Linked DNA regions of Homo sapiens: region 2 is linked to region 1. Evidence: read pairs that join two places in POLR2A ChIA-PET (ENCODE). Cell type or tissue: B cell. All regions are shown on one strand. Links, peaks and the distances in the headings refer to the core of each region. The heading gives the core; the rest is flanking DNA.

Region 1 (4,385 bases), core at 1-4,000:
TTGGGTGTGGTGGCACACGCCTGTAGTCCCAGCTACTCGGGAGGCTGAGGCAGGAGAATTGCTTGAACCCGGGAGGCAGAGGTTGCAGTGAGCCAAGATCGCACCACTGCACTCCAGCTTGGGCGACAAAGTGAGACTCCATCTCAAAAAAAAAAAAAAAAAAGGAATGACCATGTCATCCAGACTGGGCCAATCAGAGCACAGAGTGATTAGTTTAGGAGTATATGACCCAGACAGAGTATTTTCTGGAACTAGGAAATGGATACTATGGGGTGGGGGTGGTATTTTGCAGCTAAATTTAAAACATAGAAGCCAGGAGCAGCCCAGGTGCAAACTGGATAAACTCATTTGCTCCTCATAAAAGCACTACATTTATCATCTCCATTTCACAAATAGGAAAACTGGGGCCCAGAAGGGTTAGGGTCACACAGTTACCAAGTGGTGGGGCTAGGATCTAAACTACTCAGGCAGTTTGGCAGTACAGTCAGCAGCCTTAACCACTAATGAAAACTAAGCCGCAGGAAAAATGACAGAGGAAAGGCAAGTGTTGCAGAGGAAAGGCAAGTGTTGCAGAGGAAAGGCAAGTGTTGCAAAGGAACTTGGTTACTTTGTAAAAGAGGAAGAAAGAGGATGTGTGCATTAGGAGGAGGGCCACTCACCATGCAGGCCTGAGCCAGGCTCATGGCCAGGCGGAACCGGGCAGACATGGCAAGAGGCAGCAGAGGGCTGAGGCCAGAGCCCACCGCAGGGTTGATCACACGCAGGCAGCGGACCACAGCCTCTACAACCAGCTCAGTGGTGAAGGCGCGCAAGGTCTGCACATCTGGAGGAACTGCCCTGAAGAAGGGGACCAGCTTGATCGCAGGAATAGTCAGGCAACAGGGATCAGGCTGAGCCCTGCAGCCTTTTGGAAACACTAGTACCAGGGTCGGGGCAGGGAGGATGCCTACAGTTCAGACAGATCCTGGATGTTGGTGACTGTGACTTCCATTTGGAAAACCAGGAACTAGGGAAATCCTCAAGTCCTAAGATCTTGGAGTAGGAGAATGGTGGGTGGAAGAGAACTCAGTTTAGAAAAATATCAAAATTTGGGAGTCTGGGAAGGTGAAAGGGTCCAGGTGGCACAATCTCTGGGTTTCTTGGTTCCCAGATAGTATGTTCTTTGCATACATATTGAGCTGCTAGAGTTTTGAGAAGACTAGATTTTAGGAGGCTGCTGTTTTCAGAAGTTCCAAATGTCAGGGTCCCTGGGTATCAAGATCCCTGAATATCAAGACCACCTAGTTTCAAGCAATACAAAAATCAGACTCCCTAGATGTTGGCATCCTGGGTTTTTAGGGCCTCTGAACGGAGGAGTCTTCGTGCGTCAGGGTGACCAAATGCTGATGTCAGATTTTAGAATTCTGGGTTTTTTTGGCTGGGCGTGGTGGCTCACACCTGTAATCCCAGCACTTTGGGAGGCGGAGGCGGGCAGATCACTTGAGGTCAGGAGTTGGAGACCAGCCTGACCAACATGGTGAAACCCTGTCTCTGCTAAAAATACAAAAATTAGCCGGGCAAGGTGGCGCACGGCTGTAATACCAGCTACTTGGGAGGCTGAGGCAGGAGAATCACTTGAACCTGGGAGGCGGAGGCTGCAGTGAGCTGAGATCACCCCACTGCACTCCAGCCTAGGCGACAGAGCGAGACTCCATCTCGGAAAAGGAAAAAAAAAAAAAAGAATCCTGGGTTTTTTTAAGCCCCAGGTGTTTGGGGAACTGGAGTTTGAAGGATCCCAAGTATCTGGTCCAGGGATTTTTTGGAGTCCCCGAGTGCCAGGGTCCTGGGGTTTTACGCTCCCTGGTTCTTAGGGCACAGGTGTCTTAGGGTCTCCAGATAACAGGGTCTCAGGGAACTGATGTTAAGATTCCCCAGATTACAGGGTTCCGGGTCTTGAGGTTTCAAGGTTGTAACGTCTCAAGGTGTCTGGGTCCCAGAGCTTTGGGTGTACCAAATATCATGGTTAAAGGATTTGGGAGGCCTCTGATGTCGGTGTCAGGGAGGGCGGTGTGTGTGTGCGTGTGTGTGTGTGTGTGTGTGTGTGTGTGTGTGTGTGTAAGGGGGTGAGGGTCTTAGGATCCTGGAGTTGGAGCCCTGAATGTCAGGATCCCGGGTTTTAAGGTTCCCGGGAAACGGGGTCCTGGGCTTTAGAGTCCCGGATGTGGGCTTCGGGGGTGGGCGGGGGCTCTGTCCTTACGTGCCGGCCTGGCGCAGCGAATGGATGAGGATTCGGTCCGCCTCCTCCATGGTGGAGCCGTGTCGGAGTCGGGGGCTGGGTCCAGGACCGGGTCCGAGAAAGTGGGGAGCAGCTGTAGAAACCCTGCTCCGTGCTCGCGGTCCACAGAGTGTCACGGGTCGTGTGGGGAGAGTTGGAAAGTGTAGTTCTGTGAGCGAGCACGGCGCATGCCGGATGTGAGGCCTGGGGTGAGTGTGCACGGAGGTTGAGCTTGCAATAGCTGCTGGGAACTGTAGTTCTTCCACCTGCAGTCCAGTGGGCTCTTCCAAGGGAAAAAGGAACAACCCGTGTGGTGGGGAGTGGAGGGGCCGGACAGAAAGGGGCTTCCTGACTCATTCGTTTAAGGCGGCATTCATCTTCTAGGCTATAAAAGTGTACACATTAAGGGCAGAATTTTAACACAAAGCGACTACTTCCCTGTGTCTTAGTCTCCTCATCTGTAAAATGGGACTATTGACAGTACCTGCTTTTTAGGATTAAAACAGAATTAATTTATATAAAGCACGTTGTACTATGTGCCTGACACATAAGATAAGAAAGCACTATGTAAGTTATAGTTACTAGTGTCCATGCATTCAATAAATGCTTTAATATGATACACATTTGTACACTCCAAAGAATAATTACACAGCAAATATCTATGTAACCGGCTGGGTGCAGTGGCTCACGCCTGTAATCCCAGCACTTTGGGAGGCCGAGTCGGGTGGATCACCTGAGGTCAGGAGTTCGAGACCAGCCTGGCCAACATGGTGAAACCCCCTCTCTACTAAAATGAGAAAAATTAGCCAGGCATGGTGGCACATGCCTGTAGTCCCAGCTACTCGGGAGGCTTAGGCAGGAGAATCACTTGAACTGGGGAAGCGAAGGTGGCAGTGAGCTGAGATTGCGCCATTACACTCCAGCCTGGGCAACAGAGCGAGACTCCGTCTCTAAATAAATAAATAAAGCAAAAGAAATCTATGTAACCATTTCTTGAACAGCCGACGCGCACCTGCAATCCCAGCAGTTTTGGAGGCCAAGGCGGGAGGATCGCTTGAGGTCAGGAGTTTGAGACCGGCATGGGCAATACAGCAATACACCATCTCTTAAAAAAAAAAAAAAAATTGACACTTGTCCAAGCAGACGTCCCCAGCAGAGCCAGCCAGCATGACCGAGCGCCGCGTCCCCTTCTCGCTCCTGCGGGACCCCAGCTGGGACCCCTTCCGCGACTGGTACCCGCACAGTCGCCTCTTTGACCAGGCCTTCGGGCTGGTCGCAGTGGTTGGGCACCAGCTGCTGGCCCCGCTACGTGCGTCCCCTGCCCCCGCCGCGGTCGAGAGCCCCGCGGTGGCCGCGCCCGCCTACAGCTACGCGCTCAGCCGGCAGCTCAGCGGCGGGGTCTCGGAGAATCGGCCCACAGCGGACCGCTGGCGCGTATCCCTGGACATCAACTACTTCGCCTCCGACGAGCTGACGGTCAAGACCAAGGATGGCATGGTGGAGATCACCAGCAAGCACGAGGAGCGGCAGGACGAGCATGGCTACATCTCCCGATGCTTCACCCGGAAATACACGCTGCCCCCCGGTGTGGACCCCACCAAGGTCTCCTCCTCCCTGTCCCCTGAGGGCACACTGACCGTGGAGGCCCCCATGCCCAAGCTAGCCACGCAGTCCAACGAGATCACCTTGGAGTCACGGGCCCAGCTTGGGGGCCTAGGAGCTGCGAAATCCGACCAGTCTGCAGCCAAGTAAAAGCCTTAGCCCGGATGCCCACCCCGGCCGCCGCCACTAGCCGTGCCCCCGCACCCACCTGTGTGTTCTTTTGATAGGTTTATCTTCTGTTGTTCTCAAATAAAGTTCGAAGCAACCCAAAATTTAAAAAAAAAATAGTTGGGCATGGTAGTGCACACCTGCAGTCCCAGCTACAGAGGCTGAGGTCAGAGGATCACTTGAGCACAGGAATTCAACGCTACTGTGAGCTATGATCACGCCACTGCACTCCAGCCTGGGTGACAGAGCAAGACCCTGTCTCTAAAAATAATAATAATTGATAATATTTGATCTTTTTTCCATAGAGATATTGCACATATATTAGGTTTTTCCTACATACTTCGAATTCCATATACTACTG
Region 2 (4,385 bases), core at 285-4,284, 140 kb after region 1:
CACACCCAAAAGTATTTACAAATAAAGAAGATGGGGGAGGAAAAGAAAATCTTTAGCTTATTAATAAAAGAATGGGTCTATTTGAAAAGTACAAATGCTAAAAAAAAAAAGTGCTTCAATGTATATAGCTTGCCTTTTAAGTCTGTAGCCATTTAAATTATAAGAATTTCATCATTTGCTGGCCAGGCGCAGTAACTCACACCTGTAATCCCAGCACATTGGGAGACCGAGGTGGGCGGATCACGAGGTCAAGAGATGGAGACCATCCTGGCCAACATGGTGGAACCCCATCTCTTATTAGCCGAGCATGGTGGTGTGCACCTGTAGTCCCAGCTACTTGAGAGGCTGAGGCAGGAGAATCGCTTGAACCCAGGAAGCGGAGGTTGTAGTGAGCCGATATTGTGCCACTGCACTCCAGCCTGGCGACAGAGCGAAACTCAGTCTCAAAAAATAAAAATAAAAAATGTCATCACTTGCCAAGCCTGGTGGCTCATGCCTGTAATCCCAGCACTTTGTGAGGCTGAGGCAGGAGGATTACTTGAGTCCAAAAGATTGAAGCTGCAGTGAGCTGTGATTGGGCCACTGCCCTCTAGCCTGGGCAACAGAGCAAGACCCTATTCAACAATAACAAAAAAAGGAATTAGGTGATGGGAAATGCCTACCATTTGAATCTATAAAGATAAGCAAGGCAGGGTGCAGTGGCTCACGCCTATAATGCCAACATTTTGGGAGGCTGAGACAGGAGGATCGCTTGAGCTCCAGAGTTCAAGACCAGCCTGGGCAACATAGTGAGATCTAGTCTCTACAAAAATAAACAAATTTAGCTGGGTGTGGTGGTGCGTGCCTGTAGTCTCAGCTACATGGGAGGCTGAGGTGGGAGGATTGAGTGAGCTCAGGAGGTTGAGACTGCAATGAGCCATGATTACGCCACTGCACTGCGGCCTAGGTGACAGCAAAACCTGTCTCAAAAAAGAGAGAGAGAGAGATAAGCAAGAGTTACTCATGATGCTTGGACTTGGGGGAAGATGCCAACTCTGGCACATGTCAGTTACTACATAAAAAGTCAAGTGCAATGTCAAATCCAGAGCATCAAGAGGAAAAAAAGTTCAGTTCCCAAGAGAACATGGATAGCTTAATAATGTAAAACTTGGCCGGGCAGGGTGGCTCATGCCTGTAATCCCAGCACTTTGGGAGGCCGAGGTGGGTGGATCACAAGGTCAGGAATTCAAGACCAGCCTGGCCAACTTATTGAAACCCTATCTCTACTAAAAAAAAAAATACAAAAACAATAGCCAGGCTTGGCAGCTGGCGCCTGTAATTCTAGCTACTCAGGAGGCTGAGGCAGAGAATTGCTTGAACCCGGGAGGCGGAGGTTGCAGTGAGCCCAGATCACGCCATTGCACTCTAGCCTGGGTGACAGCGAGATGCCGCCTCAAAAAAAAAAAAAAAAAAAAAAAAGGCCGGGCACGGTGGCTCACACCTGTAATCCCAGCACTTTTGGAGGCCAAGGTGGGCGGATCATGAGGTCAGGAGATCGAGACCATCCTGGCTAACATGGTGAAACCCCGTCTCTACTAAAAATACAAAAAATTAGCTGGGCGTGGTGGCGGGCGCCTGTAGTCCCAGCTACTCGGGAGGCTGAGGCAGGAGAATGGCGTGAACCTGGGAGGAAGAAGTTGCAGTGAGCCGAGATCGTGCCACTGCACTCCAGCCTGGACAACAGAGCAAGACTCCATCTCAAAAAAAAAAAATTAGCCGGATGTAGTGGTGTGAACCTATAGTCTCAGCTACTCAGGAGGCTCGCCCGCCTTGGCCTCCCAAAGTTCTGGGATTACAGGTGTGAGCCACCGTGCCCAGCCTGTATTTTCTGTAGAGATGGAATTTTGCCATGTTGCTCAGGCCAGTCTCGAACTCCTGGGCTCAAGCAATCCTCCCACCTTGTCCTCCCAAAGTGCTGGGATTACAGGTGTGAGGCACCATGCCCAGCCGCAACAGTAATTTTCACAAATTACTGAAGTCAAGTAGCCAATTTTGATTCATGAAAGTGATATCACTGTAATTCTTCTAAACTTTCACTGAAATGCATGCTCCCTTTGCAGAGGGAAAGCTGGGTTAAGAGATGTCCAGGATGGTCGGGCTCGGTGGCTCATGCCTATAATCCCAGCACTTTGGGAGGCCAAGGCAGGCAGATCACCTGAGGTCGGGAGTTTGAGACCAGCCTGACCAACATGGAGAAACTCCATCTCTACTAAAAATACAAAATTAGCCAGGCGTGGTGGTGCATGCCTGTAATCCCAGCTACTAGGGAGGCTGGGGCCAAGCTGGTCTTGCACACCTGACCTCAGGCGATCTGCCTGCCTCCACCTCCCAAAGTGCTGGGATTGCAGGCTTGAGCCACCGTGCCCAGCCCTATGAATTATTTCAAATGCGTTAGATCCACCTAATCAAAATTCTGTCATTCAACATATAATTTTGAGTGCCAACTATGTCTCAAGGTCAGTGTTCAGCCCTACAGTAAACAACATGGACAGAGCTGCTGCCTTCACAGAACCTCCATCTAAGGAGCAGGTGAATATACCACCAGGCCGTAATTGGTTGCTTAGCTCCAAAATAGCGAATTTAGGGTCAATTAAGATAATAATCTACTAACTGTAATGACATCTCTAGAGTATTGTGTCTTTTAAAGTACAGTTATAGCCTGGGCAACGTGGGGAAACCCCGTCTCTACAAAAAAAAAAATTTTTTTTCTTTGAGACAGTCTTATTTTTTCACCCAGGCTGGAGTGCAGTGGGGCGATCTCAGCTCACTGCAACCTCAAACTCCCGGGTTCAAGCAATTCTCATGTCTCAGCCTCCTAAATAGCTGGGATTACAGGCGTACACCACCACGCATGGCTAATTTTTGCAATTTTAGTAAAGACGGGATTTTGCCATGTTGGCCAGGCTGGTCTCGAACTCCTGGCCTCAAGTGATCTGCCTGCCTTGGCCTCCCATAGTGCTGGGATTACAGGTGTGAGCCACCGCACCTGACCCCTCCTGTCTCTCTTAACACACATTGCCTCCTTATAGAGGTTCAGGCACCATGCTGAGCCTGGGAGGTAATACAAAAATGAATGAGTGGACCTTGTGGGTTCCATGCTAGTTAAAGACACCCTATGAGACCAGCCTGGCCAACATGGTGAAACCTTGTGTCTACTAAAAATACAGAAAATAGCCAGGCATGGTGGTGTGTGCCTGTAATTCCAGCTACTGGGGATGCTGAGGCAGGAGAATCGCTTGAACCCAGGAGGTGGAGGTTGCAGTGAGCTGAGATCACACCACTGCACTCCAGCTTGGGCGATAGAGTGAGACTCCATCTCAGAAAAAAAAGACACCCCGGGCCAGGCAAGGTGGGTCACACCTGTAATCCCAGCACTTTGGGGAACAAGGTGGGAGAATCACTTGAGTCCGGCAGTTTGAGACCAGCCTGGCCAACATAATGAGACCGCATCTTCACAAAAAATATGTTTTAAAAAGCTGGGCATGGTGAAGTGTGCCTGTAGTCCCAGCTACTTGGGAGGCTGAAGTGGGAGTATTGCCTGAGCCCAGGAGTTCGAGGCTGCAGGCTGCAGTGAACTATGATCACACCACTGCACTCCAGTGTGGGTGACAGAGGGAGACCCTGACTCATTAAAAAAAAAAAAAAAAAAGAAGGCTGATTGTGGTGGCTCACGCTTGTAATCCTAGCACTCTGGAAGACTGAGACAGGAAGATTACTTGAGCCCAGTGGTTCAAGATTAGCCTGGGCTGGCCGGGCTCAGCGGCTCAAGCCTGTAATCCCAGGGAAGAGAATTGCTTGAACCCAGGAGGTGGAGGTTGCAGTGAGCTGAGGTCGTGCCATTGCACTCCAGCCTGGGTGACAAGAGCAAAGTTCCGTCTCAAAAAAAATATAGCCTGGGCAACATAGTGAGACCTCAAGACCCCATCTCTATTAAAAGAAAACAAAGTATCCAGCTTAAAAACATAATACTGGCCAGGCACAGTGGCTCACACCTGTAATCCCAGCACTTTGGGAGGCCGAGGTCAGATCGAGACCATCCTGGCCAACATGGTGAAACCCCGTCTCTAATACAAAAATTAGCCAGGCATGGTGGTGGGCACCTGTAATCCCAGCTACTTGGGAGGCTGAGGCAGGAGAATGGCTTGAACCCAGGAGGCGGAGGTTGCAGTGAGCCGAGATGGCGCCACTGCACTCCAGCCTGGGTGACAGAGACTCCCTCTAAAAAACAAAACAAAAAAACCATAATACTAAGTGAAAAGAAACAGAATGAGGAAACACAGACCTGCGTGAGTTAGGATTGCAGTTCCCAAACTGTGTTGAGGCACCTCAGAGTGCCATAGTGAATT

Evidence for each region. ChIA-PET counts read pairs that join two places held together with the same protein. Peaks named below come from ENCODE experiments on the same cell type or tissue, not always from the same donor. Only the 100,000 strongest peaks of a DNase experiment are listed, where the experiment ranks them.
Region 2: POLR2A ChIA-PET joins it to region 1 with 5 read pairs; 3 of 35 experiments call an interaction of 5 or more read pairs at or near these places.

Annotation. Positions count from the first base shown.
Region 1 is chrX:49,233,538-49,237,922 of GRCh38, reverse strand. CCDC22 (CCC complex scaffolding subunit CCDC22) reads right to left here and starts at 2,453. Exons shown (of 17, transcript NM_014008.5): 1 at 2,237-2,453; 2 at 660-837. The coding sequence starts at 2,286. It also overlaps the pseudogene HSPB1P2. In B cell, for the core only: no CTCF peak of the experiment used is centred there; DNase peaks (open chromatin) are centred at 792 and 2,432; H3K4me3 peaks cover 1,192 bases; H3K27ac peaks cover 1,911 bases.
Region 2 is chrX:49,092,833-49,097,217 of GRCh38, reverse strand. It overlaps a transcript of WDR45 not described here. Among named protein-coding and RNA genes, the nearest start is that of WDR45, 15 kb to the right of the region's middle. In B cell, for the core only: no CTCF peak of the experiment used is centred there; no DNase peak of the experiment used is centred there.